Linked DNA regions of Homo sapiens: all the other regions are linked to region 2. Evidence: read pairs that join two places in POLR2A ChIA-PET (ENCODE). Cell type or tissue: GM12878. All regions are shown on one strand. Each heading gives the region's core, and the rest is flanking DNA. Links, peaks and the distances in the headings are about the cores only. Region 1 overlaps FBXO36 (F-box protein 36). Region 2 overlaps FBXO36 (F-box protein 36). Region 3 overlaps TRIP12 (thyroid hormone receptor interactor 12). Region 4 overlaps TRIP12 (thyroid hormone receptor interactor 12). Region 5 overlaps TRIP12 (thyroid hormone receptor interactor 12).

Region 1 (6,148 bases), core at 759-5,758, 57 kb before region 2:
CAGCTCCTCGAGACCCTATAGGAGCTAAGAACCGCCGGGCGCCGTGGCTCACGCCTGTAATCCCAGCACTTTGAGAGGCCAGGGTGGGCGGATCACCCGAGGTCGGGAGTTTGAGACCAGCCTGATCAACATGGTGAAACCACGTCTCTACAAAAACATACAAAAATTAGCCAGGCGTGGTGGCGCAGGCCCGTAGTCCCAGCTACTTGGAGGAGAGGTGGGAGGATTGCTTAAGCCCGGGAGTCCAGGGTACAGTGTACCGGGACTGCGCCACTGCATTGCAGCCTGCTCCGCTGGAGTGAGACCCTGTCTCAAAAAAATATAAAAAAAAAAAGGCTAAGAAGCCATTGGCAACATTTTTAATGCTTTTACATTCTGCCTACTGTGTCAAACTAATTGTTCCCAATTAGTGGAGCTTGTTTAAGCTGTGACTAAAGGATGTTTTTATATAAGTGAAATAATTATTCCTAAATATGACTTTTAAACACGGATTTTGTTTAACCTTGTTTCTTTTTTGGAGGGTGGTTGGTAACACCAAGACTACTTTATTGAAAGCGTAACTAAGAGCGATTGATGGATACGTAAAGACATAGTAGGCACATCCATGTAATAGTACCGCGGTGAGGAGCATTCAGGAGTGATTCTGCCGTAATGCTTAGGTGTGTATCTGATTTATGGAAGATAGGCTGTAGGCTGTATAACCCGTGTACATATATGTTAGGGGCCGAATTATGTCTCCCCCCAAAAAGATAGTTGGAAGTCCTAACGCTGAGTACCACAGACTGTGACCTTATTTAGAAACAAGGTCATTGCAGATGAAATTAGTTAAAATGAGATCCTGCTAAAGTAGCATGGGCCCCTTATCCAATACTACTGGTGTCCTTATGTGAAGACAGACACACAGAAAGCCATGTGATGATGAAGGCAGAGATTGGAGGGATGCAGCAAAAATTGCCAAAGATTTTCAGCAAACTAGCAGAAGCTAAGAAGAGACTTCTTCCCCTTCAGAAGGAAGGAGCATGGCCTTAGTAACACCGCGATTTTGGACTTCTATCCCCAGAATCGTGAGAAATAAATTCGTGTTGTTTTAAGCCACCCCATTTGTGGTCCTTTGTTATGACAGTCCTGAGTGTGTAAAGCTATTTGTGGCCCACCTACTTGATTCGCCTAAATATGTTAGTGGGAAAATAGAGTTGCCTGGGTGTGTTGCTCGTTTCACACCTGTCCAAGCCTCCACCTGAGATAAATCACCATCTGTTTGGCACAATCCCCCTGGCCTACTGCTTGCCACTGGACCAAAGATAGACACCTGACTCTAGCGCAGTGAATCTACCGACTGACCAGCAGCCATAGGACTTGGGTGGCCTGGTGTGGAAAGAGGAGCCCCTTCTTGAAAATGGGGACGAAGCCGGGCACGGTGGCTCACGCCTGTAATTCCAGCACTTTGGGAGGCCGAGGCAGGCAGATCACGAGGTCAGGAGATCGAGACCATCCTGGCTAACACGGTGAAACCCCGTGTCTACTAAAAATACAAAAAATTAGCTGGGTGTGGTGGCACACGCCTGTAGTCCCAGGTACTCGGGAGGCTGAGGCAGGAGAATTGCTTGAACCCAGGAGGCAGAAGCTGCAGTGAGCCAAGATAGTGCCACTGCACTCCAGCCTGGGCAACAGAGCGAGACTCCGTCTCAAAAAAAACAACAACAAAAAAGAAAATGGGGACTAAGACACAGAAGAATATAGCTGTGGGGAGTAGCTTCAGGGAACTGAAATAGGTCCAGAGGAAGCTCGAAGTGGCCATTCTGAAGTTTATGCAAACTGCTGGCCAGGAGAGGCGAAAAAAAAAAAAATAGAGAAGGGACATGACAGTGGGGAAGGGGAGATAGGAGGGGATTTGTTACTCTCACTCGAGGCTGCAAGTTGCCTCTCCACAATTAATCTCACCTTTTAGTAGAGAACCCAAATTTTCAGGCCTGGCGCGGTAGCTCACACCTGCAATCCCAGCACTTTGGGAGGCCGAGGCAGGTGGATCACTTGAGGTCATGAGCTCAAGACCAGCTTGGCCAACATGGCGAAACCCTGTCTCTACTAAAATACAAAAATTGGCCGGGTGTGGTGGCGCATGCCTATAATCCCAGCTACTCAGGAGGCCAAGGCAGGAGAATTGCTTGAACCCAGGAGGCGGAGGTTGCAGTCAGCTGAGATTATGCCACTGCACTCCAGCCTGGGTGACAGAGCAAGGCTCAGTCTAAAAAGAAAAAAAAAAAATTTAGATGGGCTTAATGCTTCCCAGTAAGACTGCGTGTCCTAACCTCCCTGGCAGCTAAGTGTGACCTTGAAGCTAAGTATTAACTAAGGACTTTTAGGAGGTTTCTTTAAAGGGAGGTGGAATAGGGCTGGGCCTCTTTGTCTGGCTACTTAGAAATAAAATCAAGGGTGAGAGGTAAAATGGGTAATAGGAGGCAGCGTCCTTCCCCCACGCACCACAACCCTGTGCTGGAGCTCCCAAGAGCACATGGCATAGCAGTGCATTCTGCCATTCCGCTGTGTACCACCCTCTGTCCTGTCTTCCCTTTCCCTTTCTCTTCAGTTCTTCATTCTGTTTCCTTTTATTTCTTTTCCTTCTTGTGTGTCTTTACCTACCCTGCATAAAAATGCTGGTTAGGACCTTTGGGTTCCTCATTCTGGTTACCTGTTGGAGTGAGTCTGTATCCTGAGAAATTCATGGAGATCACCATGATTAGAAGTCATGGCTGCTGAGCCAAGCATCATAGACTTGAGGCCTAGCAGCTTCCAGGGGCTCCAGGACCATCAGGTGGGAAGGCCCTGGGGGGGTCCAGGACAGCTCCAGCCTAGCTCCACAGGGGCAGAAGTGTACCAGTGCCTACTTGCTGCTCCACCACAGGCTAGGCCACTTGTCTCCCACCACGTCTCTGGGTTTACGCGTCCCTCGACTTTTGCTGCCCATACCAAAGGCTCAGTTCTGAGCCTCAAGTTCCATTTCCTCTCACGAGAGGATGTGACGCTCTCATTCAGCCACTCTGCCCTGTTTGGGAGCTTTTTCCCACAGTCAAGCCGGTCTATTGCCCATCCTTGGATCATGTGGTAGGAGCTGATGTTTTTACCACCCGCCTCTGTCCATCTTCTTGTGGTTACAGTGCCCTGGTTTTCCACAGGAAAGCCATGCCTCCCTCACCCTTATTTTGTATGGTCCAAATAGTCTCATATGGATCCACCATCCTCAGTGTCTAGTAATGCAGAGATGGGTCCACTCCCCAATCCAAGCCAATGAGATGCTTAAGAAAGGCGCACTTCCTTTATCCCTGAACTTGGTTGTAGTGATGTTAACCAGGGTCCAGCAGTCATGCTGTCAGCACCAGAGACAACCTACCTACAGATGCAGCCAATGTGGAGGGACAGGAGCCAATAGGTGAAAGAGAGGTGGGGCCTCTGTGGCACTGTTTGAGCCTCCACAGCCAGCTAGGCATTACCGCTAGGTAAGTCAATAGGCCTCTTTTCTTTGCTCAAATCAGGTTAAGAGGGTTTTCCATCACCTGTAACTGAAAATGTCCTAACTGGTCCAGGTCAGGTGGCCACCCTGGTCCAATCAGCAGTGGCTGGAGTAGCAGGCCAGATGTCACTTGCAGAACAAAGTGTGCTCAAGTCAGCCCTTGAAATGGGGCTGTGGGACGGGCAGTGTGAAGCTGAGTCTTTCCACTATAAATAAGGCTGTGCAAGGCCAAGTTAATAGATGTTTGGAGTTCATAAATCATGGTGGCTGTGGTTATCAAATTAAAAAAAAAAAATCAAACCAAAACCACCAGTAGCCTCAAAAAGCACATGATTGGAAATGTGAGAGGCTGTCAGGAGCCCTGGCCCGTGGGCAACCTTGCTGGAAGTGCTGTGACCATGTGTGTGTTTGAACCTGGACAAACCACTGATGTAGACATCTCCCCAGATCCATTCCTCAAAACTCCCTGAAGTGATTAGATATTGAATCCCATGCCTAAGACAGAGTAGCAGTGTCTGTTTGCTGAATGAGATTCTTCCCCCAAATATGGTTTGGATTTGTGTCCTTGCCCCCATCTCAGTTCAAATTGTAATCCCAGTGTTGGAGGAGGGGCTTGGTGGGAGGTGATTAGATCATGGGGGCGGACTTCCCTCTTGCTGTTGTTGTGATAGTGAGTGAGTTCTCATGAGATCTGGTTGTTTAAAAGTGTGCAGCACCTCCCCCTTCTCTCTGTCTTCCTCCTCTGGCCACGTAAGACGGGGCCAGCTTCCCCTTCACCTTCCATCATGATTGTTAAGTTTCCAGAGGCCTCCCCAGCCATGCTTCCTGTACAGCCTGTGGAACTGTGAATCAGTTAAAGCCTCTTTTCTTTATAAATTACCCAGGTTCAGGTAGTTCTTTATAGCAATGCAAGAACAGGCTAATACACCACCCTTCTCAAAGACTGCCACTTCTATATTCTGTATTTTAGGAGTCAGCACTATTTGAGGAATTGAAATGAAACCTAAGGTAAAATAAAGCTAGCAAACAAAGGAGAGATTTGTGTAGACAGCCTAGACAAGTTTACATTCCGCATTAAACACTTGGATTTATTTAACAGTTTCATTTATGACTTTACAGTTGTTTAATAAATATTACGGCATTCCAGCTAGGAAGATAGTATCACCCCTTTAAACATGAGAAAATCAAATGAATGGCTTAAGGCAAAAAATTCTTTTATTAGTACCCAAAAGTGTAGACTTTGTTATTACTTTAAATTTAGAAAAGTAAATTTTCAATAGTTAGTGGCTAGCAAAACTGGTATTTTTTTTCTTTTTCTTTTTTTTTTTTTTTTTTGAGACGGAGTCACGCTCTGTCGCCCAGGCTGGAGTGTGGTGGCGCCATCTTGGCTCACTGCAAGCTCCGCCTCCTGGGTTCATACCATTCTCCTGCTTCAGCCTCCCGAGTAGCTGGGACTACAGGCGCCCACCACCACGCCCGGCTAATTTTTTTGTATTTTTAGTAGAGACGGGGTTTCACCATGTTAGCCAGGATGGTCTCAATCTCCTGACCTCGTGATCCACCCACCTCGGACTCCCAAAGTGCTGGGATTACAGGCGTGAGCCACCACACCCAGCCCCAAAACTGATATTTTTGTGTGAACTAATAAATAATTTAGTTAGGTTTATTTAGAAAATAAACTTTAAGGATTTAGGGATTTGCAAACTTCAGTTTGAAATAGGTTTAGACAGCTAAAGATCTTTGGATTTTGTAAAGAGAAAATTAATTGAAGAAAGAATTTAAGGTAAATATGATTTATGACTATTCTGTTTTAGATGTGAAGCGGTAAACAATATTGGGCCACAGATTGGGAGTAGAGTGGGGGAAGGAAGACAGGAAGACAGCAGTGAGGTAAAGGAGAGTTTGTAAGTCATTCATAACCAACACTACCCATTTAGCATGATAGTTATGAATATACCAAGGCCTTTTAGACCACTCTGAAATGCACATTGACCCTCTCTTTTAAATCATGAATTTCTGTTTTTTTGTTTGTTTGTTTGTTCTTTGTTTTAGCTGGAATCTGCCTCTGTCACCCAGGCTGGAGTGCAGTGGCGCAATCTCGGCTCACTGCAACCTCCACCTCCCAGGTTCAAGCAGTTCTCCTGCCTTTGCCTCCCGAGTAGCTGGGAGTACAGGTGCCCGCCACCACGCCTGGCTAATTTTTGTATTTTTGATAGAGACGCATTTCACCATGTTGGCCAGGCTGGTCTCAAACTCCCGACCTCAGGTGATCCACCCGCCTTGGCTTCCCACAGTGCTGGGATTACAGGCATGACCCACCACACCTGACCTAAATCATGAATTTCTCCCTTAATTTGTGCAAAATTTAGTGTACCTGGATTTCCTTCTGTGTTCTTCTCTATCCTTAAGATTTTTCAGTTCAGAAATATTCTTGTTTGGGATAGATATTAAAAGATGAAACTGGAAGCCAGGCGCGGTGGCTCATGCCTGTAATCCCAGCACTTTGGGAGGCTGAGGCAGGCGGATCATCTGAGTTCAGGAGTTTGAGACCAGCCTGGCCAACATGGGGAAACCCTGTCTCTACGAAAAATACAAAATTAGCCAGGCATGTTGGCGCATGCCTGTAATCCCAGCTACTTT
Region 2 (6,148 bases), core at 755-5,754:
CAAGAATATTAGACTATGTCATCAATTTGTGCAAAGGTAAATTTGACTTCCTTGAACGGCTCTCAGACGATTTGCTCCTGACTATCATTTCTTATCTGGATCTTGAAGATATTGCCAGGCTTTGTCAAACATCACACAGATTTGCAAAGGTAACGGTCAATTATTTTATGTCTATATAGAATTTTCCATGTGCTTTCTAAAAAAAATTTTTAACATAGCAATCATTTGTTGAGTACTAACTTTGTGATGGACACTGTCTTAGGTGCACAAGCAGCAGAGATGAAATGACATTCCTCCCCTCAAAGAACTTACAGTATTATAGTAGAGATTCATGTAAATGCAAATAATTATAATACAGCGTGATCAGTTCAACAAGGGATGTGTATGCAAGGTACAAAGAGAGTGCAAAGTGATTTTCTCTGCCTGGCTTCACAAAAGCAGGTTACTTTATCTAGCTTTTGAGGGTGAAGTTGGTGAAGACAGGTGATCTGGGTTAGGGGGCATTCCAAGTCAAGGAACAACCAAGCAGAAGCATAGTGGCGTAAGAGAATAGGGCACTTTGGGAGGCCGAGGTGGGTGGATCACCTGAGGTCAGGAGTTTGAGACCAGCCTGGCCAACATGGGGAAACCCCATCTCTACTAAAAATACAAAAATTAGCTGGGCGTGGTGGCAGGTGTTTGTAATCCCAGCTACTCAGGAGGCTGAGGCAGGAGAATCACTTGAACCCGGGAGGTGGAGGTTGCAGTGAGCCAAGATCTCGCCACTGAACTCCAGCCTGGGTGACAGAGCGAGACTCTGACTCAAAAAAAAAAAAAAAAGAGAGAGAGAATAGGGCAAGGAGGACAACCTGACATCCGCGTTTCCATTTCTTCTAGTAATAGCCTTTGCTGCATTTCCTGTCTCCCAATATGTGTGTTTCAGTGGGCTGTCCATTGCAGTGTCCTGTTTTCTTCCTTGCCCGAAGCTGACAAGATGCATTGTCTCACTGCTTGAAATCCTCAGCAGAATGACCCAAGAGCAGGAAGCACAGTTAGTGCTGATTTCAGCCATTGTCAAGGCTTCAGTGTGACCTTTGTCAGTTGTACTCCCTGGATCCTGGAAGATACCTTGGTCCCTAACCCTTCTGTTGTTCCTTCAACTCCAGAACCCCCAATGCTACCCCACAATCACACACATACTACTTTTCCATTAAATCTCTTTTTGGCTTAAGTAAATCAGAATGGGAATCTGTTGCTTGCAACTGAGGAACCCTGACTAGCTCGGTATTTAGCTGTAATGTGTTGGGGCAATGTCCATTTATAAAAGAACATACAACATTTTCCAAGATGATTCAAATCATAATCTTATTATCTAAAAAGCCAACATTTTTTCCCAATAATGCAATAAAATGTCTTTATTTTTAAAATTAATTTTAATTCAGGCACAGTGGCTCATGACTGTAATTCCAGCACTTTGGGAGGCTGAGGAGGGAGGATTGGTTGAGCCTAGGAATTTGAGATCAACTTGGGCAAAATAGGGAGATTCCATCTCCACAGTACATTTTTAAAAAATTAGCTGAGTGTTATGGCCGGGCGCGGTGGCTCATGCCTGTAATCCCAGCACTTTGGGAGGCTGAGGCGGTTGGATCACCTGAGGTTGGGAGTTTGAGACCAGCCTGACCAGCATGGAGAAAACCTGTCTCTACTAAAAATACAAAATTAGCCAAGCGTGGTAGCACATGCCTGTAATCCCAGCTACTAGGGGGGCTGAGGCAGGAGAATCGCTTGAACCCGGGAGGCGGAGGTTGTGGTGAGCCAAGATCGTGCCATTGCACTCCAGCCTGGGCAACAAGAGCGAAACTCAGTCTCAGAAAAAAAAAAAAAAAGAATTTCTGAGTGTCATGGCATGCCCCTGTAGTCCCAGTTACTCTGGAGGCTGAATAGGAGGATCACTTGAGCCCAGGACGTTGAGGTTACAGTGAGTTGTGTTCATACCACTGTACCCCAGCCTGGACAACAGAACAAAACCCTGTCTCAAAAAACATAATTTTTTTTTTTTTTTTTTTTGAGACCGAGTCTCTGTCTGTCGCCCAGGCTGAAGTGCAGTGGCGCGATCTCGGCTTACTACAAGCTCTGCCTCCCAGGTTCACGCCATTCTCCTGCCTCAGCCTCCCGAGTAGCTGGGACTACAGGTGCCCGCCACCACACCCGGCTAATTTTTTGTATTTTTAGTAGAGACGGGGTTTCACCGTGTTAGCCAGGATGGTCTCGATCTCCTGACGTTGTGATCTGCCCGCCTCAGCCTCCCAAAGTGCTGGGATTACAAGCGTGAGCCACCGCGCCTGGCCAAAAATAATTTTAAGTAATGTAATTTTTTTTTTTTTTTTTTTTGAGACAGAGTCTTTCTCTGTCGCCCAGGCCAGAGTGCAATGGCATGATCTCCGCTGACTGCAACCTCCGCCTATTGGGTTCAAGTGATTCTTGTGCCTCAGCTTCCCGAGTAACTGGGATTACAGGCACCCACCATCATGCCCAGCTAATTTTTATATTTTTAGTACAGACGGGGTTTCCCCGTGTTGGCCAGGCTGATCTCAAACTCCTGACCTCAGGTGATCCACCCACCTCGGCCTCCCAAAGTGCTGGGATTACAGGTGTGAGCCACCGCGCCCGGCCTTAAGTAATATAATCTGTATTATAGTACTTAATATATTCCTTTTGAGAGTGTGTGTGTGTGTATATATATATGTATATATATATATATATGTATGTGTATATATACACACACACACATATTTAATTTTTAAAAGAGAGGTGGGATTTCATTGTGTTGCCCAGGTTGCTCTTGAACTCCTGGGCTCAAATGATCCTCCCACCTCAGCCTCCCAAAGTGCTGAGATTACAGGTGTGAGCCACCTTCCTGTCCAAATATATATATGTATATATATGTATTTTTTAACTTATATTTTGGGTTCAGGCATACATGTGAAGGTTTGTTACACAGGTAAACTCATGTCACAGGGTTTTTTTGTACAGATTATTTAATCACCCAGGTTAATTATTAAACCCAATACCCAATAGTTATGTTTTCTGCTCCTCCTCTTCCTCCCACCCTCCACCCTCAAGTAGACACCAGTATCTATTGTTTCCTTCTTTGTATTCATAAGTTCTCATCATTTAGCTCCCCAAAATATATTTTTTACTTGATTTTCCTACCTAAAAATGGAAAGCTGAAAACAAGTACTATTGTATATATTTTTGCCATTAAATAAGTATCCTAAAGTTGAAATTTTGTGCTTGGTGCTGATAAGAAGCTGATTATTAGGGCCTGGCACGGTGGCTCACACCTGTAATCCCAGCACTTTGGGAGGCCGAGGTGGGTGGATCACCTGAGGTCAGGAGTTTGAGACCAGCCTGGCCAACATAGGGAAACCACATCTCAACTAAAAATACAAAAATTAGCTGGGCCTGGTGGCACAGGCCTGTAATCCCAGGTAGTTGGGAGGCTGAGGCAGGATTGCTGCTTGAACTCAGGATGTGGAGGTTGCAGTGAGCCAAGATCACACCACTGCACTGCAGCCTGGACAACAGAGTGAGACTGTCTCAAAAAAAAAAAAAAAAAAAAAAAGAAGCAGCAGCAGCTGATTATTCATACTTTAAATGAAAAGAGAATTCTACGTAAATAAAATATGCAAGTGGGGATCTAGCAAAAGTTTCTGCGCTGTTGCAGGGCCTGGATTTGATTTTCTATCAAATCCTTCCATTTACTTTCAGTAAATTTCTGCTCCTGCAAGTAAATGGAAGGATTTGATAGGAAACAGCAGCAAGTGAGTGGCTTCTGGTAGTTATTTCTCACGCTGAGCGGCTGCCTTCTCTCCAAGTTTTACTCACTTCCACTATTACTTTCACTCTTAGTGTCCTGCTATTATTTCAGTGCAGTCTTGAAAACATTCTCCATAATTTAGCCAGTGCTCTGAAGTAGGTCTTCTCTAGGTTGCTGATTTCAGCCCTGAGCATCTTTACAGAGCAGAATTATTAGAAGATGGAACATGACTCAGGGCTGCTGCTTTTATTCTCCCCGCATAACATTAACCACTTTTCTTTTTTTTTTTTTTTTTTTTTTGAGTCAGAGTCTCGCTCGGTCACCCAGGCTGGAGTTCAGTGGTGAGATCTCAGCTCATGCAACCTCCACCTCCTGGGTTCAAGGGATTCTCCTGCCTCAGCCTCCTGAGTAGCTGGGTGGGACTACAGGTGCTTGCCACCATGCCTGGCTAATTTTTGCATTTTCAGTAGAGACTGGGTTTCACCATGTTGGCCAGGTTGGTCTTGAACTCCTGGCCTCAAGTGATCCACCTACCTCAGCCTCCCAAAGTGTTGAGATTACAGGCGTGAGCCACTGCACCCAGCCAACCACTTTTTTTCTTATTTGCACACAGGGAAAGAAGGAAAACCACTTATTTCTGTTGTCAATCTAAGTTTTATCTCTGTTCCATTTACCTGTTACACACTTCATTTATAAGTTATTTTCTTTTTCTTTTTTCTTTTTTTTTCTTTTGAGACAGAGTCTCGCTCTGTTGCCCAGGCTGGAGTGCAATGGCACCATCTCGGCTCACTGCAACCTCTGCCTCCTGGGTTCAAGCAATTCTGCTGCCTCAGCCTCCCGAGTAGCTGGGATTACAGGCACCCACCACTGTGCCTGGCTAATTTTTGTATTTTTAGTAGACACGGGGTTTCGCCATGTTGTCCAGGCTGGTTTTGGACTCCTGACCTCAGGTGATCCACCTGCCTCGGCCTCCCAAAGTGCTGGGATTGCAGGCATGAGCCACCATGCCCAACCTTATAAGTTATTTTCATTTAACTACTTTATTAATGAAAAAAAGGCTTCCTTTTCAAATTCCGGGGGACAAGTTTATTACCAAATTATTTGTGTCCAGTCCAGCTCCTTCCTCTTTACCTCAGGGAGGGAGTTGCTCCTCTCCTGCTCAAGATCAGTGCTACCTGACACGTGGTTCCAGGGCCTACTCCTGGGAATTTCACTTATTTCCTTTCTCTTCTGTTTGTTATTGTTACTATTATTGTTTTTTTAAGAGACAAAGTCACTCCATCACCCAGGCTGGAGTGCAGTGGCATGATCTCTGCTAACTGCAATCTCCGCCTCCCAGGTTCAAGCGATTCTCATGCGTCAGCCTCCTGAGTAGCTGGAATTACAAGTGCAAGCCACCACACCTGGCTAATTTTATTTTATTTTATTTTATTTCTGTATTTTTGGTAGAGACGGGGTTTTACCACGTTGGCCAGGCTGGTCTCGAACTCCTGACCTCAAGTGATCAGCCTGCCTCAGCTTCCCAAAGTGCTGGGATTACAGGCATGAGCCATTGCTCGGCCTATTGTTATTTTTTTTTTAACTTTTAATTACCCAGCTTCCCCCATGTTGACATCTTACATAACCATGGTACATTTATAAAAACTAGGCAATTAATATTGGTACAACACTATTAACTAAAATACAGATGTTATTAGAATTTCATTAGTTTTTTCAATAATGTCCTTTTGCTGTTTTATGTCCAATCTAGCTTACTACACTGCATTTAGTAATTAAATCTTTCTCTGTTTTTTCCCCCCCGTACGTTAATTTTTTTTTTTTCCTTTTTGAGACAGGGTCTTGCTTTGTTACACAGTCTGGAGTGCAATGGCATGATTACAGCTCACTGCAACCTCCACCCCCTGGGCTCAAGTGATCCTTCCACCTCAGCCTCCTGGGTAGCTGGGACTACAGGCCTGCGCCACCATACCCAGCTAATTTTTGTATTTTTTGTAGAGACAGGGTTTTGCCATCTTGCGCTGGTTGGTCTTGAATTTTGGGGCTGAAGCAATCCTCCTGCTTCAGCCTCCCAAAGTGTTAGGATTACAGGCATGCGCCACCATGCCCGGCATTAATTTTTTTCTCAAATCAGTTTCATCCTTCAAAAAACAAAAACTATCCTTATCCAATCTCTCTTCTTCAAAAATGGTTTACATAGCAGTTAATGCTCAGCAAACCAGCAGCATTAGTGACTTTATAACCCATGATGAAATGAGAATAATAAGGATGATATAAAGTTTTTGATAAAGCTAAACTTGTTTTATTTAAATGACCGTCTTTCAGTGGATGTTAGATCTTTCCTATTTTGGG
Region 3 (6,148 bases), core at 711-5,710, 130 kb before region 2:
TTCAGGAGCTTCTATAACAACATATGGGTATTCCTGAAAAAAAAACTCATGTCTCTGCAAAATTATCCACTAAAAATAACCGGGCTGATATGTTAAAAATAAGATGGGCCCAGAGCACACAAACCTATGTTATTTTGTAATGAGCATCCCAGCAAAATCACATCAATTTTAATAAAAAATTAAATCTCCCAATAAAATTTGCACCAATAAATCCACTTGAGACTTATTTTTGTATTTTCTCCTTTTAAGTGTAACTTTTTAAAGGCATTTTTTAAAAAGCTTCAAAAAATTAAAAATATAATTATTCTTGGGTAGACTTTCCTGTTATCTTCTTCCTTTAGAAACAAAGGAGTAAATGGTTTTGAACTTGTTGAGACTGCTTTTGACAGTACAAGGTATGGTGGTTTTAGAAACCACTGGAATAGCTATTTCTTTCACTAAATTATTTCTGCCAGATTTTCAACTTTTTTTTTTTTTTGGTGTAATGTCTTCAAATATTACCAAACCTTCCTCTTTAATTGAAAGGTCTTTCCCCATTTTCAGTTTATACATTAGCACTGTGGGAAAAACTGCTTATGAACCAACACTACTTCCACGTTATATTGACATTATTTCTCTATTTACCAAGTGTGTATGGGCCAATTCACATTAAAGAAACCAACACTGCAACAGAACAGACTATAATCAACTCTGGGTTATGTGCTTTCAAGATCATTATGTGCTTTCAAGATCATTTGGGTTATGAAGCCTCAAATGCCTCTGAGTGTTAACTTTTAGGCACATAGTATTGACTGTACCCTTCCACCTACATTTGTACTGCTATTTAGTCAAATCCTTTACAGTAGTCCACAGAATTAAAAACCATCTCTAGTCCAGAGGACATCTAAAAGAGACCTAAACTTTATATCAAGAGCACAATATTGGGCCAGGTGTGGTGGCTCATGCCTGTAATCCCAGCACTTTGGAAGGTTGAAAGCAGGTGGATTGCTTGAGCTCAGGAGTTCAAACAGACCAGCCTGGGCAACATGGTGAAACACTGTCTCCACAAAAAATACAAAAATTAGCAGGGTGTAGTGGTACACACCTGTATTCCTAGCTACTCGGGAAGCTGGGGTGGGGAAGATCACTCGAGCCTAGCAGGTCAAAGCTGCAGTGAGCTATGGTTGCACCACTGCACTCCAGCCTGGGCAATAGAGTGAGATCCTCTCTCAACTACAAAAAAAAAAAAAAAAAAAAAAAAAGAAAGAAAGAAAGCAAAATGCTGTCTCAATGTTAGGAAAAATGAGGAAAGTGGCTAGTTACAAGTAGCTAGTTAATTCCTATTATAGGTATTACACTGCCTGAATTTAATTTTTATGCTAGACATATTCACAGCTTATATGATATGCATATATATAATATACACACACATTACCACTTATATTTGGTAATATATGCATGTATTACATAATATACATGCATATATTACCAAATATAAATGGATTGTGGGTTTAATTACAACTCTAAATTTGTTTGTGTATATGTGTATACAGACACATTTTTATGCTTTTCTACTTTAAATACACAATTATAACATTATAGTTTTGTCTTCTAAAAATTAGATATTTTATTTCAAATGCTGGAAAATCCATGTTTTAAAAGAGCCATTGATTTTCAATAATTAATGGTGGAAAGTTCACTTTAAACCACTTTAAATAAGTAACTCACTAATGTTCCCTGTAAAACGCACTGTTTTTCTATTTCTATTACAAAAAGAAGCTTGATTCATCTGATCAATGTTCCTATCTTTAGTTACACTGAAACACTAGCCCAAATGATTCTATAATTTAAAGTAAAGCAGTATTTCTAAACAGCAAAAATACTGCCCCTAGGAAGCATTCTGGAAACATACACTGGGAAGCGGCAGTGCTATTCCCATTTAGCAGGTGTGGATTAGAGGTAAAGATGAGCAACATACAGAACAAAAAGACCCAACTGTCCCATGCCCCATGTATTTCAAACAGTCTTGGTAATATATGAAAACCTTATGAAAAGCCCTGACAGTGTGGCAGTGACATAGGTGAAAAACGTGCTTGCAATTTCTCAGATTTGTTTTGCACAGTTCTTACATATTAAATTTTCCAAGAATGCAACGACAAGCGATTATACTATTTTTTTGGCAGCTTTACCAAGAGTCAGGCACCGTTTTTAATGCCTATGATGAAAATGCTGCTTATGGCATTTAAGTCCATTGTTGTAACTGTCACATTCAGTGACTCCAAATACAGATGCACTATAATTTTGTGTCACTGTGTCCAAGCATTTACCTATTGAGATGTTATTTTTGTTATCAACTATTTTCCTTTTGTTTATCTTTGTAAAATGCTAAGACATTATATCAATATTTCTAAACTGTGTGTAGGCAGGTATTTTATTTCTTCATTTATTTGAAGATATTAAAAGAGCATAATAAAAATATTTATATGATATACATTATAGACAGGGAGCACTGCCTCTGATAGAGTTGAGAACCATTGTACTAAGCTACTCATTTCAAAAGATGTTAGGTTTGCCACCAACAAATATATGCAAGTCCCAACAGGGCACATAAATATAGGTAACAGTCTAGTCCCTGTCCTCAAAGAGGTCAGAGTCTCATAAAACAAAGTAATCTACCAGGTACTCTCCATAGATGTTTCCAACGAATACTTTTAGCAGGAGAATATAAGCTTTATAGGCCACACCATTTAAACCTGGCCCTGAAGGATGAAAAGCTGAGGAAAAAAAGCTTTCCAGTCAAAAGCAGAATACAGGCAAAGGCAGAGGCAGGAAATTTTAAAGCCCATACAGTAACTGGCAAATGATATAAATTGCCCTGAACATGGAGATACATCAGAAAATATGGATGAAAGGATGTTCACCACTATGCAATTCATTCATGTAACCAAAAACTACTTGTACCCTGAAAGCTACTGAAATAAGCAAAGTATATATATATACACACACACATAGAGGGTTTTTTTTTTTGTTTTTTTTTTTAAGTGTAGGCTATGGTCAGACAGGGAAGGTTTTTTTTTGTTTGTTTGTTTGTTTTTTTTTTTTGAGACAGATACTCACTCTGTCACCCAGGCTGAAGTGTAGTGGCATGATCTCAGCTCACTGCAACCTCTGCCTCCTGGGTTCAAGAGATTCTCCTGCCTCAGCCACCTGAGTAGCTAGGACTACAGGTGCCTGCCACCATGCCTGGCTAATTTTTATATTTTTAGTAAAGATGGGATTTCACTATGTTGGCCAGGCTGGTCTCGAACTTCTGACCTCAAATGATCCTCCTGCCTCAGCTTCCCAAGTTGTGGGATTACAGGTATGAGCCACTGTGCCCGGCCAAAATAAATGTCTGAAGACTTTAGAGATAGTATATGAGAAAAAGGGAGGAAAACACCACTATTAATTTTCTAAAAAGGAGCCCTCTGCCTTCTTTTTCTCTCTGTATTACAAGAAAACAGCCTTCCAAATGTGATAAAAAAGCTTGCAGTTAGTATAAGAATCATTTGTATATATATTTTTAAGTGACACTGAACACTTTTAAGAAGGCATTCCAAGACTGGGAAAGCTTTTTAAAAGTGGTTTGGAGTATCAGAAGAATGAAAGCAAATCCTCAGTGAGGGATATGAGACAATCTATGGCAGCTGACAATTTCTTATAGGTTTTCCAGTATGCTTATGATGTGACTTTGACTCAATTCCAAACTTGATTAAAATAAAGCATAGTGCAAAGGAAATTACTAATAGAAAACATATAAACTATTACTTTGTAGGCCCCCCCAAAAAATTTAACACGGGTACTACTAAGAATCAAATGTTTCTAACTTCCAACTACAGAAAAGTAGCCTCTGCTTCTCCTTAGACCAAGGCAACCATGCCATTGTTGAATACAGCACCATATTATCTTGCCTCCTGATCCCAAGGCCTGATGGGACAGACTAGTTTCAGCATTACCAATGCAGCAGGCACACAGGTCTCCACAGCTAAAACTCCAGGCTGCCTAATTAGAGCAGTAAGATTTACTATTGCTGAAAAGAGCAAGTTACAAATTACCCAGCCGATTCTAGAATACTTACTTTCATTCATTCATTCATTTATTTTTTGAGACAGGGTCTCTAGTCCAGGCTGGAGTGCAGCGGTGTAATCTTGGCTTACTGCAGCCTCAACTTCCTGAGCTCAGGTGATCCTCCCACTTCACCCTCCCAAGTAGCTGGGACTACAGACACTTACGACCACACCTGGCTAATTTACTGTATTTTTAGTAGAGACAGGGTTTCGCCATTTTGCCCAGGCTGCTCTTGAACTCCTGGGCTCAAACGATCTGCCTGCTTCAGCCTCCCAAAGTACTGACATTACAGGCATGAGACACTGCGCCCAACCAATTCTAGTATAAATACCTTTAAAAAGTGGCTCAAATTCAGTCATAAGAGGCATTAAATTATTTTTGCATCACATCATGTCTCCCCATAACATTCTCCTCCTCCCAAACAAGAAGCAGTTTGAACTTGCTTCTGACTGAACAAATGAGAGGACAAAAAAAGAGACAGGAAAGAAATAAGAATTAAAGAATATAAAAGGAAGGCACTCACACCGGTTAAACAGACGAATGAAGAAAACACACGGGACCAGTGGCTAAGTTTCACTAAGTAGGCTTTAGGGAAACAAACTATCATAGAGATGCAAATAAGAATGCAAAATAACGTATAAACATCCTATGACAGCTACATCTCAAGAATATTCTGTTTTTCCTTTTTCTAGATGCAAGGTAGGATGGTACTTGTCCAACCACTTGGAAGCACGTACTGCCATGTGACTTGCTTCAGCCAAGGGAATGTGAACAGAAGTGAATCACTGCTGGGGGAAGTTTTGGAGATTCAAGAGTACAGTTCACCATATTCTCTTACTTGACAACACAGCAAGGTATCTGAATATCTGAATGTGCAGGCATGGAGCAGAGCTTACCACTGACCTGGACAGACAACCTTTTTAGTGGCTAGATTATAACCACTAATATCTAGGAGATGTTTTTTCCTGTAGTATTATCTAACCCACCTTGCTACATAGCCCATTTTAACTATGCCCTATTTCAACCCTTCCTTACTCCAATCATGTTTTCATCATTTCAGTAAAAAAGAAAGTCACATTTCTGTGCCCAGAAATTCCAAGGAAACAAATATCCTTTTCTAACCCATACTAGTAATTGTTGAACACCTACCACTTACCAGCAAATTAACACAATACACGCAACTTCGAAATAAAACCCAGACTGTGAAAGGAATTAATGAGACCACATGTCAAAGACAAATATAGTTGACATATACCACACCTGCTTTGCAACTGTTGCTTCAGCCTCAGAGCCCAGATCAATGAGGTCATCTCTAGAAATGTTTCTCATCTGACTCTAGTAACAACCTGTATCCCCATTCCCCCTACCGAGCTGGGTTGCTTTCTGGGTTCTTTCCCTGGTAGGAAAAGAAAAACCCTACCCTACCCTCATTTCTATAACTACTATAGAGCACGGTGCTTACTAACGTGGTGTTCAACAGATGAATGAATATAATCTTATACTGATGTTGTATTAAGGCAGAACTCTAAAATGCCAAAAGAGGCATTATTAAAATAACACATGCATTATCTCCAGAATCAGAACAACAGTGGAATAATCAATCCTAGAAAAGGCTAAGAGTCAACACAACTTTAAAGAACTACTAACGAATTTAAACTTGCCAGAACGTTAGCACACACATACTCTTTGCTCTTCTCTGCCTGTCCATCTTCCTCCATAAGGCACATACACAGTAGTTGGCAACTTCAGATTCACATCTTCCCATCTTTGTCACCAGAAAGAAAAAAGCTAAATCTTCCAACTTTTCTCATCTTGATCATGTGACCACACCAGGCTTATCACTGTGCTCAGAAAGAGGGAGTACGTCGATTCCCCTAGCTTTCACCAAAGGTTAAGGAATAGCTAACAGGATCAGAGTAAAACTGTATTAGAACAGAGTAACTACCCATCAAAACGCATGGGAAGCCATTCCACAAGACTACTGTTTTAAGGAGAGGTGCCGTGCACAACAAAAACCATGAAGAACATTATTTATTGCCACCTCCATGAAAATGGTATAATC
Region 4 (6,148 bases), core at 498-5,497, 170 kb before region 2:
TGGTGATGGCCTTGAGCAGTAGGATATAAATAACTCCCACATTCTTAGTGTTCCAATAATGGAACACTAGGCCTAAGTGGGTTAAATGCATTCATAATGCTACTGGATACCAGACAAAAATATATTAAGGTACCCATTTTTCAAGATTTTTAACTTATTTATTACTGAAACCAGCTACACATGCAACCACAATTTAAAAATTTTAAACAAAAATAAATATGTAAGGCTTCATCTAGTGAAACAGTAAACACGAAGAGGCGGACAGCTCATCTTCCAATTCCAAATCATGAAATTGCTACTAAAAATTTTTTTTTCTTGGAGGTGCAGGCACTGCTAGATTATGGTCAAATGAATTTAACTAAATTAATTTCAATAAAGAATGGTATTAACAGGTAGCTCATGGTAATGGTTTCTTATAGGCTCAATAACTGTTTTTACCTTGCAAACGTCCCATCTCGGAATCATCTGATTCACTCTCCCCAGAGGTGGTCATGCCAACAGCCCCTGCAACAGAACTAGAGGCTTGGGGTGGAGGGGAAAGATGAGGGTTAGGAGGAGCACTTAAACACATTATGTCTGGCTTACCTTAGAAAAACCAAAGTTTTGCGGACTACAATTGAATAAAGGCAATTAAACTTGTCTTGCTACTGTACACTCAGCTGTTCTTCTAGACTTTATCCTGTAGCTTTTAGGAATGAAAGGAGAGCTCAACTATTTTAGTATTAAAAAGGTTGTATTTTTATGCTTGTTTTTCATTTATATGTGGCTTTTGACAAATTTCTTGTGCCGTTGAAACTGTTCTTTAATTAAGATGTCCTGAATCCCTCTTCTGAAAGTCAATAAAGAACATACTGCTGTAACAATTGTGATTATTTAACAGATGGCCAATTAGTAACAAAAATAATAAAAAGGCAAAATAGACATTTGGGGGAAATGTTGTATGTAGACGTCTGCCTTCTAAGTCTGCTTTATTTCCGGACTACAGTCTTGATACAATCATTTATCTGTTTTCATTAACTTCAAGAGTGCAAAAAGATATTACAACTAACAGATGACTGCTATGAAGCATGAAGGAGGTTGGGCATGGTGGCTCACTCCTGTAATACCAACACTTTGCGGACCATGGCAGAAGGATCATTTAAGCTCAGGGGTTCAAGACCAACCCGGGCAATATAGTGAGACTTGTAGTCCCAGCTACTGAGTTGGGCATGCCTGAGTCGAGAGCACTGCTTGGGCCCAGGAGGTAGAGGCTGCAGTGTGCCGTGATCGTGCCACTGCACTCCAGCCTGAGCGGCAGGGCCAGACTCTGTCTCAAAACAAAAACAAGAAGTATGAAAGACAGGGCAACTAAAGTGTCAAAACTAGTGTGAAATGAAGAGTTAAGACTCAGGATACTATTAATCGAAATACTAACCTGACCAACAATGACAAAAAAACAGTCTAAGCTAATGGAGGTAGAGTCTATTATAAATCTGAACAGGAAGTAAAACCATATTCCTGCAAAACTAGCAGTTAATTGTGCCTCTATGTGTCTGCTGAGGTCAAAGGTTTTTTTTGTTTGTTTTTTGGGTTTTTTTTTTTTTTTAACACAGATGATTGATCTACATAAGCTCTTCCACAATACCTTAAGCCCTATATACTGCACAGATTGTGACAGAATGCAAGCCAGGAAGAATATTTTTGTCATAATTGTTAAAGAGGCATGTGTGAATAACATATGCGAGTTTAAAGAGCTTGTCTGAAGAAAAAGATGCCAAAATACCAGCCACTGACTGTATTTTCATATTACCATTCTCTTCACACACCATTAAGTATTTTCTATGTAACTTCATTATTGGGATTAAAAAAAAAATTCTTAGAAAAGCTTATGGTTTAAAACAGGGTCAGCAAAATATGGCCCAAAGGCCAAATCCAGTCCACCACATGGTTTTGTAAATAAAAATTTTATTAGAACATAGCTGTACTCATTCATTTACAAGTCTGTGGCCGCTTTCACGCTATAATTACAGAATTGAGTACTTGCAACAGAGACTACATAAAGCATAAAACATTTACTATCTGGCCTTTTACAAAAGTGTTGGTAACTCCCCCACCACTCTGAAAAGTTTAGAGCCATAGAGAGACAGATTAACCAGAAATACTGAAGTTGTATAAAGGCTGGGCAAAACCCACACTTCTGGTAAAGAAAAAGGAAATTAACCAATAACTACACACTATAATGCTACTTACAGGTAGGCAGCATTTATGAAAACGCTTACCATACAACACAGGCATTGTCTAAGTTTCCTCATAACTGTACAAAAGGTATTATAATCATCATGCACATAAGGAAACTAAGGTTTTGTGACTTTGAGCATACTTGGCCAAGGTCAGATAGCTAGTTATGGCTGAGAGATCTGAACTCAGGAAGTCTGACTTCACAGGTTGTACCCTTAGAAACTGTATGACTCAAATATATTCTTTAGCAGTGATTTTTAATTCAAATACAGTTGCTTCTTCACATTATACAGAAATGCTGTTAACGAATACTGTTACTAGGTACAATAATAACTGAAATGGCTCTTAAACTTATCTTAAGACTATTCCATCTATGTAGGAAGCAAATACCGAGTTTTAACAAATGAAATAGTGGGTATTTTTTAAAACACACTCTGGAGCCCATACATTAAAAAACAAACACACAGAAATCTAACCTGTTAGAGTACTGCTGGGTTTTTAAGTTTATTTATCAGAGAATCTACTTGATTTTACTTTAAAATGTTCTCCAGACCTACAACCATTAAAGGTTTCTACCTAACATTACTTCTTAAATATTTTATTCTAACGACTTTCATAATGAATATCTCAAACTGCACTGCCACAAAGACATCAATTAATCAAAACATAAAACCTATAGAAGAACATAATTAAAAGAGATGCTAAGGTTCTATTATAGCAGGGTCCCAACCTTTGGGGAGCCACAGAATCTTTTTTATTTTTATTTTTTTGAGACAGGGTCTTGCTCTCTTGCCCAAGCTGAAGTGCAATGGTGCAATTTACAGCTCACTGCAACTTCCGCCTCCAGGGCTCAAGCGATCCTCCTGCCTCCGCCTCCTGAGTAGCTGGTACCACAGGTACATGCCACCAAGTCTGGCTAAGTTTTGTATTTTTTTGTAGAGACAGGGTTTCACCATGTTGCCCAGGCTGATCTCAGACTCCTGAACTCAAGTGATCCACCTGCCTCGGCCTCTGAATGTTGGAGTTACAGGTGTGAGCTACTGCCAGAAGTCTGATTATCAGTAGAGGGTAGGGTGCTGGTTTTGACAGAAATTGGAAACTAATTGTGAAGAAAAGGATTCTTTTGCCATACCTCTGATAGCAAGTATTAAGCTTTTGTTCCCTTTTATGAAGTAGTTTAGGTTATCTAAAGTGGGAGTTTAGATATGAGTTATGAGTTATCTAATTTTGTAAAACATATATAAAAACTATTTTTGTATATGTTTTACAAAATTAGTTTGGTTTTACCAAAACAAAACAAAAAAAAAACAAAAAAACTACTAGTTTTGTATGTTTTACAAAATTAGAAGACTTAAACCAGCCAAGCCTCTGGCTAATTTAAGTAGTAGTATAGAGATAGCTGTTCTGTAAGGTCATGCAGATACGAAAATGTAATTAATCAACAGCAGTCAGCTACAGTTCTTTCGTCAAGGCTTCAAACCTCCTTAGGCATAGGCCAGATTTGTTCCCAGAGTCAAATATAAAAATGTGACTATCAGTAGATAAAATCCAATGCCAGATTTTCAACAGATATTTCCCGTTTAGTCTTAGCCTATCTTCACAGTACTGTGTAAGACAGTTTCCAATACACACAAGTGAAAATACTGGAGAGATGTTGTCTAAATCAGAATGCAAACATTCTACATGGAGTGACAAATTTTTATACTTTAACCAATTGATGCAAAGTTAACAAAATTGGACCACTTTCTTTATGTGATCTAACCCTGATCATTTCTTCCGAAACTATAAAGCTACCCAATGCAAAATGAAGCTGACATTATTTTACAAGCATAAAGAAAAATAGTTCATTCCTTACTTTAGTACCACTAGCATTTGCAAGACTTTATCAACACTATAAAGGTCTGTACAGTTCTGATTATGTCCAAATCTACGAATGCATAGCAGACCAGGTGCAGAGGCTCACGCCTGTAATCCCAGCACTTTGGGAGGCCAAGGTGGGCAGATCACTTGAGGTCAGGAGTTGGACAGCAGCCCGGCCAACATGGTGAAACCCCTTCTGTACTAAAAATACAAAAATTAGCCGGCTGTGGTGTCAGGCACTTGTAGTCCCAACTACTTAGGAGGCTGAGGCAAGAGAATCACTTGAACCCAGGAGGCAGAGGCTGCAGTGAGCTGAGATTGCAACACAGCACTCCAACCTGGGCAACAGAGAGAAACTTTTCCTCAAAGAAGAAAAAAAAAAAGAATGCACAGGAGTCTGCCTCTGACTCGTGGGAAAGCGTGGCAAACACTACACTTTCAACTTCAAAGGCTAGCATTTCTTACATGAAGAGCTAATGTGGTTGGGCTTTTTAAAATAATAACAACATTATTTCCAAATAAATGTTTCCAATGGAGTCTTATATCGACTATACAAGTACTATCCGAAAACGTTTACTTGTCAAAAAGAGCTCTAAGTCCACAAACCTATACACCATACTAATTTAGGTATTTTCTTCTACATTCCCATTTTACACATGCAGAAACTAAAGCACATTATCATGAAGAACTTAACGTAAAGCTGCTAAATAATTAGCTTATTTCCCCATAAATACTTTCATGAGTCAGCAGAGAAATTCCTATAATTCATAAGAGATCTATCCTCCAAAATGTAATGAAGTCAGTTTTCTAATACAAGTGCACATGCCACATGTATTTTTTATCACCAGCTACAATACACAGCTTGGGAAACACCTGTACCACACTGTAATTTGAAACATAAATGACAGTGTAATGCCTGGAACTGTTTAGAAAGGCAGTCGGATGAGCCTGATTCCTGTATGCTTTTATCCTCTTAGGTAAATAAATAGGGGAACAAAATTTTGAACCCCGTTCCCATTCCAGCCTTCAATTATATATTCGTATAAATTATATAAACTCTTGTAACTGCATTAGACAACAATGCTGTTACAAATATGCCTGGCTTTGGGAAGTCACACATCACAGCTTGTAACCCTGAGCAAGCATAAGCAATGTTTGTCTCCGTTTTTCCTCACTTAAAAAATGGTAATAATAACACTCATACCTCAGCAGGTTGTTTGGAATATTAAATAAGAATATATGTAAAGTGCTTAATACTATGGCTGGACTGCAATGTAGTGTACACTGTATATTAGTTATAATAATTACTGTAGTGAGTCTACATTAATAGCCTGCAGCTCCTTTTCTGTTACCCATTTGGGAATTGCCCCATTTCCACATTCAGGCTTCAAATAAACATTAGAAGACTGGGAAGGAGCGTACAGCACTGGGACAGACTGTGAGTCACAACCAGTTTTAATGAGTTGCAATTAAATGGACTTTCCAAATATCTACCATTTAAACCTTCAAAAAACTATTCTAGGAAAACAAATATGGGAAAAAACTCCTCTCCCACCATATAATTTATCATATAAAACTAAGAAAGTGTAGTGCTTAAAAGAAAAAAATCCTAAGCTAGAAAAAACAAGAAGACATCAATAGCGGGTAAACCACAACCTTCCTGGCAAACTATGACATATGATCAACCACAGACATTAAAGAAAATGACAACGTATCCTAATAGTAAACAATAGTATCTGAAATATCTTTATTCAAAAGGAAGTATATGCCTGTATCTAAACCTGTGTGTATCATCTGATTTAAGGGACTCATACATATAAGCCTATAGTGATTGATTTTAACATTTTTTTATCAGTTGTTCATGTCATTGAGAAATGTCAACAGAAACTACATTTTGATATCCATCAGCCAGAATTAATAGTTGAAGTATTAGCCTTGTTTTGGTACAGGTAATGGGTACATTATTTAAAGCTGAGAGAAAAGCCTTAATTTTGTGCTTCTAATATATCAAGAATAAAAATGAGAAGCCCATAACAATATAAATACTATTCTTACAGCTAAGGTTCAAACT
Region 5 (6,148 bases), core at 585-5,584, 120 kb before region 2:
AGTTGGTAGACTTAATTATCTGATTTTAAAATGTTGTAGAAATTAAAATAAACCATAAAAAAAAAACAGAAAAAAAATTTGTCCATGTTAGTGAATCAACACCTTTCACATAAAGGGCCCTAATAAAAGAGTAAGTATCTCCAAAATTAGACAAAAGACGCTAACAAACAGCTCAGAAAATAAATGAAAATGGCCCACGGAGCAAATTTTTCCACTCTATAGTAAACGAAGAAATGCTAACTTTAAACCAAGGAATTCTTTTTCCCCACAAACTTTTCTTTTTAAAAAGGGTATGCTCTATTGACTAGGATTTGGCAAAATGAGGACTCTCATGAAGTATTAGAAGTATTAAATTGGCCCAAGATTTCTGAAAGACAAAAGTCTTCAAAATATTCATACCCTTAGATTCTGTAAACCCATTTTCAAGAATTCGACTTGATAAAACCAGCTCACATTCAAATATGATAGGCATAAGCAATATTTTTTACAGCAAAAATCTGAGGAAAAAACCTAGAGGCCCAAATTTAAATCATGGGCTTTTATATTAAAGAAAATCATGGAGCCACTTTAAATTACCTCATGGAAGAATGTTACAGAATTCCAGAAAATACATCTAGTGATAACATCATCCCTATTATTTGTATGTTGCAAGTATACATATATTGATCTCTGTGGAATTTTGAAAAAAACAAAAAGAAGCTACACGTATAGAAAAGACTGTAAGAACATAGACTAGAAATATTAACCATGGTTATCTCTGAGTGGTAGGATTAAAATTGTTTTCTTTAATTTTCCTGAAGCGTCCCAATTTTCTATTCTCAATATGCACTGTTTATATAGTTAAATCAACCTTGAAGACACTACCACTAAAGCAATCTTAAAGTTGCTATAAAATTAAATTCAATCCTACCACTGCCACTTGAGAAAAACAAGAAAAAGCACACGGTATAATAAAAACGCTACTGCATTGCCAAGAGGGAGGTGGTAGCCTACAAATACCTGTGCTAGAACTGGAAAAGGCTAGGTAGTATCCCTGAGAGCAAGTCAACAGAGAAGCAGTGGAAAGGAGTGATTTCCTATAGAAGAAAAAGAGAACAGAAAAGAGAGGAACAGGTCAGCTACAATCCAAAAAATTAGAGAGGAAAGGGGCTAAGAAAAATAATAGAAGAGGAATAAGATGCCTAGTTCAACTGTGGATAGTGATGAAGGATGGGTGAAAAGGAGAGCAGAGGTAAAATTAAAAGGGATTAAATATATCCTCAGACTCTACTTTCATTTATCTTAAGAATGAATTTAAACTATTTTTAAAAAGAAACCATCTTGATTTGGGAGAAAGGCACAAGAGGTCACTGGAAGGAGGTTACACAAAGAAGACAGCTTAATGCAGAGGTTTAGAAAAAAACAGAGTGGGTCAAAAATGAATCCTAGCACAAATCCTAGGAGAGAAAAGTGCTACTTAAATTCAAAACTAAAGTTTATACCCTCTTCTAACACTCCCTCATCATACGGATCCAGTGGGCTGCAATGAAACACTCTGGCATAATGAAAAGGTACACTGACTTTACAGTCAAGAGGTCTGGAAACAAGTCCTGACTACACACTAGCTATACAAAGTTGAGCAAGCTTCCACATTTGTAAGAGAGATTACATATTTAATTTCTGAGTTTCAACTGAAAGAATGTGTAATAATTTTTTAAACTTAAAACACTCCATTAATGCTGTTGTGTAACTGCTATTATTATCATTAGTTGAATCACTGTATCACTGTGAATACCTTTATGGGGCAAGTCAACCATTTTCAGGAAACGAAGGCTACAATGACAGCATTTTACTTAGGAAGGCTAAACGAGTCACATGAAGAGAATAAATATATAGCTGTAATTGTTCTCTCCCAATTAATCCCAATCCTCTCACTCCCAAAACTCCCTGGAAAGGTTTCTGAGAGTTTAGATAATTGCTAGAACAGTACACTCTATAGGGGTTTCAAAAGTCAATCTGGGTCAGGTGCAGTGGCTCATGCCTGTAATCCCAGCACTTTGGGAGGCTGAAGTGGGTGGATCACCTGAGGTCAGGAGTTCAAGACCAGCCTGGCCGACATAGTGAAACCTCGTCTTTACTAAAAATACAAAAATTAGCCAGGTGTGGTGGCCCGTGCCTGTAATCCCAGCTACTCAGGAGGCTGAGAGGCAGGAGAATTGCTAGAACCCAGGGGGAGGAGGTTGCAGTGAGCCCGGATGATGCCACTGCACTCCAGCCTGTGTGACAAGAGCAAAACTCCATCTCAACAAAACAAAACAAAAATATATCAACCTGGGGGCTGATAAGAAGGCCTTCAAAGTTACTCCCAGTCTTGACATTTTATTATGAGCAAAAGAATCAAGCCAAGACGGCAAAATGATATTTAGAAGAGCCAGCATCTTCTCATCTCATTTGCATTCTTAAAACTAATAAGATGTTTTGGCTAAAGCTCTAAATTTCTATGTCCTGATCACACTCTTCACAACTGAGCATATTATTGACTGGCTTAAACTACATGAACTACAACAAGATTTGTCATTCTACAAATCTAATCGAGTTCCATCTCTGTTACAACTTTGAGCTACTTAAACCAACACATCTTAATCGCTAGTATTAACCACTTCCATTTATGTCCCACTACTTTGTTTATTACTTATTTATTTTTTGAGACAGGGTCTTTCTCTGTCGCCCAGGCTGGAATGCACTGGCGTGCCCAGTCATAGTTCACTGAAACCTTGAACTCCTCGGCTCAAGCGATCCTCCCACCTCAGCCTCCTATGTAGCTAGAAATATCAGTGTGTTCCACTGTGCGCAGCTAATTTATTTTTTGTAGAAACAGAAAACTTCTACATGTGTCTTGTGATGACACATGATGTGTATTGCTATGTTGCCCAGGCTGGTCTCGAACTCCTGGCCACAAGTGATCATCCCACCTCAGCCACCTCAAGTACTGAGATTATAGTCATGAGCCACCATGCTCGGCCTTACTCATTTTTTTAAAATACATGATACTAGGTTGGTGCAAAAGTAATTGTGATTTTTGCTATTAAAAAAAACTGCAAAAATCACAATTACTTTTGCATCAAGTTAAATACACAGCTGGGCATACTGGCAGGCGCCTGTCTTCTCAACTACTTGCGATGCAGTGAGCTATGATTCCATCACTGCACTACAGCCAGAAAAATAGAGTTAGACTCTGTCTCTAAAAATAAAATAAAAACATAATACAATTTACAAAATTTTTTAGGCTGGGCGCTGTGGCTCATGCCTGTAATCCCAGCACTTTGGGAGGCCAAGGCGGTTGGATCAGGAGTTCAAGACCAGCCTGGCCAAGATGGTGAAACCTCGTCTCTACTAAAAACACAAAAATTAGCCGGGCAAGGTGGCAGGCGCCTGTAATCCCAGCTACTACTTGGGAGGCTGAGGCAGGAGAATCACTTGAACCCAGAGGGCAGAGGCTGCAGTGAGCAGAGATCACAGCACTGCACTCCGGCCTGAGTGACAGAGTAAGACTCCGTCTCAAAAAATAAATTAAAAAAAATTTTTTAATCTACATAACACTGATATATAGAAAAAATGACCATGCTGAAACACTGTGGATTTTAGAAGCAATGCGCTGTTGATAGCCCACAATGATTGTCAGTTCACATGCAAGAGTCCCAATGCAACCTGAGGATTAATATGCATAAAACCGCAGTTGTTCTAAAGGTACAAGTTACTTACATGCACATACATAATGTACATCTACACGCAGTTTTTTAAAAGACAGAAGAAATGTCAATAGTAACCAATGTCAACAGCACACGTTATAAGTGTGGAATTATGTTTTTCTTTTTAGTTTTCTATATATTCAAAATAATCTAAAATGAACATGTAACACTTTTATTACAGGAGGAATAATATTTTAAAATCAGTCACATGAAGTTGAGTGTGGCTGCTCCAAAGAATAACCTGAATGTAAAAGAGCAAACATTTTCAGAACAGAGCTCTATATACTAAGTATAAGTGATAAGAGCTTAACATGCTAAAATACTGAAGTTTACCAATAATCCTATGAAATAGCTATCCCATTCTGTGGACTAAGAAACTGAGGTTTCCTGAAACTCTTAACAAAAGACACATAGCTATTTAATGGCAGAGGCAGAAATCACACACAAAGGCTGGGCGCGGTGGCTAACACCTATAATCCGAGCACTCTGAGGCCAAGGCCAATGGATCACTTGAGGTCAGGAGTTTGAGATCAGCCTGACCAACATGGTGAAACACCATCTCTACTAAAAATACAGAAATTAGCCAGGTGTGATGATGCGTGCCTGAAATCCCAGCTACTTGGGAGGCTGAGGCAGGAGAATCGCTTGAACCCGGGAGGTGGAGGTTGCAGTGAGCCAAGATCATGCCGCTGCACTCCAGCCTGGGCGACAGCAACTGTTTTAAAAAAAAAAAAAAAGAAAACAAAACAAAAAGAAATCACACGCAAAGCTGCCCTAGTCCAAAGTCCCTATGCTTAACCACTAAATAGTCTGACATCACCATGATGTGCTTTTATTCTTTACATTTGACATTAAAAAAAAATTTTTTTTTTTTGAGACGGAGTCTCGCTCTGTCTGTCGCCCAGGCTGGAGTGCAGTGGCGTGATCTCGCTCACTGCAAGCTCCGCCTCCCGGGTTCACGCCATTCTCCTGCCTCAGCCTCCCGAGTAGCTGGGACTACAGGCGCCCACCACCATGCCCAGCTAAATTTTTTTGTATTTTTGGTAGAGACGGGGTTTCACCATGTTAGCCAGGATGGTCTCGATCTCCTGACCTCGTGATCCGCCCACCTTGGCCTCCCAAAGTGCTGGGATTACAGGTGTGAGCCACCGCGCCCGGCCTAAAAAATTTTTAAATACTTTACTAGATAATATGCATTCATGGTTATGGCCGCAAACTGCTGTATGAGATAATCCTATTAGAATTCAGCAGCTGAGCGCAGTGACTCACACCTATAATCCCAGCACTTTGGGAGGCCGAGGCGGGTGAATCGCTTGAGGTCAGGAGTTTGAGACCAGCTTGGCCACCGTGGCAAAATCTTGTCTCTGTGTCTCAAAAAACATTAGCTGGGTGCGGTGGTGCACACCTGTAATCCCAGCTACTTGGGGGACTGAGGTGGAAGGATTTTTAAGCCTCAGAAGCAGAGGTTGCAGTGAGCTGAAATAGTGCCACTGCACTCCAGCCTGGGTAACAGAGCGATGAGACTCTCAAAAACAAAAAAATTTAACAATTATCCATCACAAGCTAAACGTAATCAATGTTAGTCCCAAAATTAGAGAACTAGGCCTTGCAAGAAGAGTTCTGAGTATTTTTTACATGAAGTGACAGTCCTTGGCTAAATCTGACTTGGAGTATTACATTCAAGAAAACACATCTGATCTGATTCTTCACACTACTTCATATGTAACTACTCCAACTAAAAAGAAACACCAGACCACTAAAAACATAAGACAACTCGTTCACTAACAAAGTCAGAGTGCCTCACTACCCTGTTAATATCTATGCTGTCAAAAGGCATGATGAGGACAAAAGCTCAAAAGCTGAGTATTAAAACTCAAGTTCTTAAAACAAATGAGGCCTCTTTTCCATAAAGTATCATTAAGTCAACACATAAGGAAAAAGACCACGAATGGTGAAAGATGTGTTGTAACATACATTTAACGAAGTGAAGAGAAAGGGCAAACAAAACATGACACACCACATGCTAAATGAGGTGTCTGATCATGTCAGTGGCTATGAACTACTTCTTTGAGTCTAGCATATCTGGGGAAAAATTTAGGAACTGCTTTGGATTCCAGTTTGCTTTTAAGTACCTGGCTCACAAATCAGGAAAAATTACCCATATGCAATGAACCATTCAAGTTTTGGACCTCGCAAGGAGGCTTAAAAATATTTTTTCTTTTATTCCCAATTCCTTTTCAAATTACCATGAAATACATACCTTCCTCCTATTGAGTCGTCTTGTGGTTGGGCCCCGGCAGTGTTCCTCTGTGAACGTCGCAGTGACCCCCCTGGATTGTTATTAGGCCGGTTGGACATTGGCACCTCTCTCTTGAAGGGACATACCCTTTCTAGACACTACCATTCACTAAAAGAAAAAA

Evidence for each region. ChIA-PET counts read pairs that join two places held together with the same protein. Peaks named below come from ENCODE experiments on the same cell type or tissue, not always from the same donor. Only the 100,000 strongest peaks of a DNase experiment are listed, where the experiment ranks them.
Region 1: POLR2A ChIA-PET joins it to region 2 with 7 read pairs; 2 of 35 experiments call an interaction of 5 or more read pairs at or near these places.
Region 3: POLR2A ChIA-PET joins it to region 2 with 6 read pairs; 2 of 35 experiments call an interaction of 5 or more read pairs at or near these places.
Region 4: POLR2A ChIA-PET joins it to region 2 with 8 read pairs; 3 of 35 experiments call an interaction of 5 or more read pairs at or near these places.
Region 5: POLR2A ChIA-PET joins it to region 2 with 5 read pairs; 2 of 35 experiments call an interaction of 5 or more read pairs at or near these places.

What each region holds. Positions count from the first base shown.
Region 1 is chr2:229,939,768-229,945,915 of GRCh38, forward strand. The region is part of intron 1 of FBXO36 (F-box protein 36); the gene reads left to right. Among named protein-coding and RNA genes, the nearest start is that of FBXO36, 20 kb to the left of the region's middle. RefSeq lists an enhancer at 4,059-4,559. In GM12878, for the core only: no CTCF peak of the experiment used is centred there; no DNase peak of the experiment used is centred there.
Region 2 is chr2:229,996,775-230,002,922 of GRCh38, forward strand. FBXO36 (F-box protein 36) reads left to right here. Exons shown (of 4, transcript NM_174899.5): 3 at 1-149. Among named protein-coding and RNA genes, the nearest start is that of SLC16A14, 69 kb to the right of the region's middle. In GM12878, for the core only: no CTCF peak of the experiment used is centred there; a DNase peak (open chromatin) is centred at 3,837; H3K4me3 peaks cover 470 bases; H3K27ac peaks cover 1,026 bases.
Region 3 is chr2:229,864,103-229,870,250 of GRCh38, forward strand. All of the region lies in intron 2 of TRIP12 (thyroid hormone receptor interactor 12), which reads right to left. Among named protein-coding and RNA genes, the nearest start is that of TRIP12, 55 kb to the right of the region's middle. In GM12878, for the core only: no CTCF peak of the experiment used is centred there; no DNase peak of the experiment used is centred there.
Region 4 is chr2:229,830,318-229,836,465 of GRCh38, forward strand. TRIP12 (thyroid hormone receptor interactor 12) reads right to left here. Exons shown (of 42, transcript NM_001348323.3): 7 at 439-522. Among named protein-coding and RNA genes, the nearest start is that of TRIP12, 89 kb to the right of the region's middle. In GM12878, for the core only: no CTCF peak of the experiment used is centred there; a DNase peak (open chromatin) is centred at 2,374; H3K27ac peaks cover 352 bases.
Region 5 is chr2:229,873,994-229,880,141 of GRCh38, forward strand. TRIP12 (thyroid hormone receptor interactor 12) reads right to left here. Exons shown (of 42, transcript NM_001348323.3): 2 at 5,989-6,135. The coding sequence starts at 6,086. Among named protein-coding and RNA genes, the nearest start is that of TRIP12, 45 kb to the right of the region's middle. In GM12878, for the core only: no CTCF peak of the experiment used is centred there; no DNase peak of the experiment used is centred there.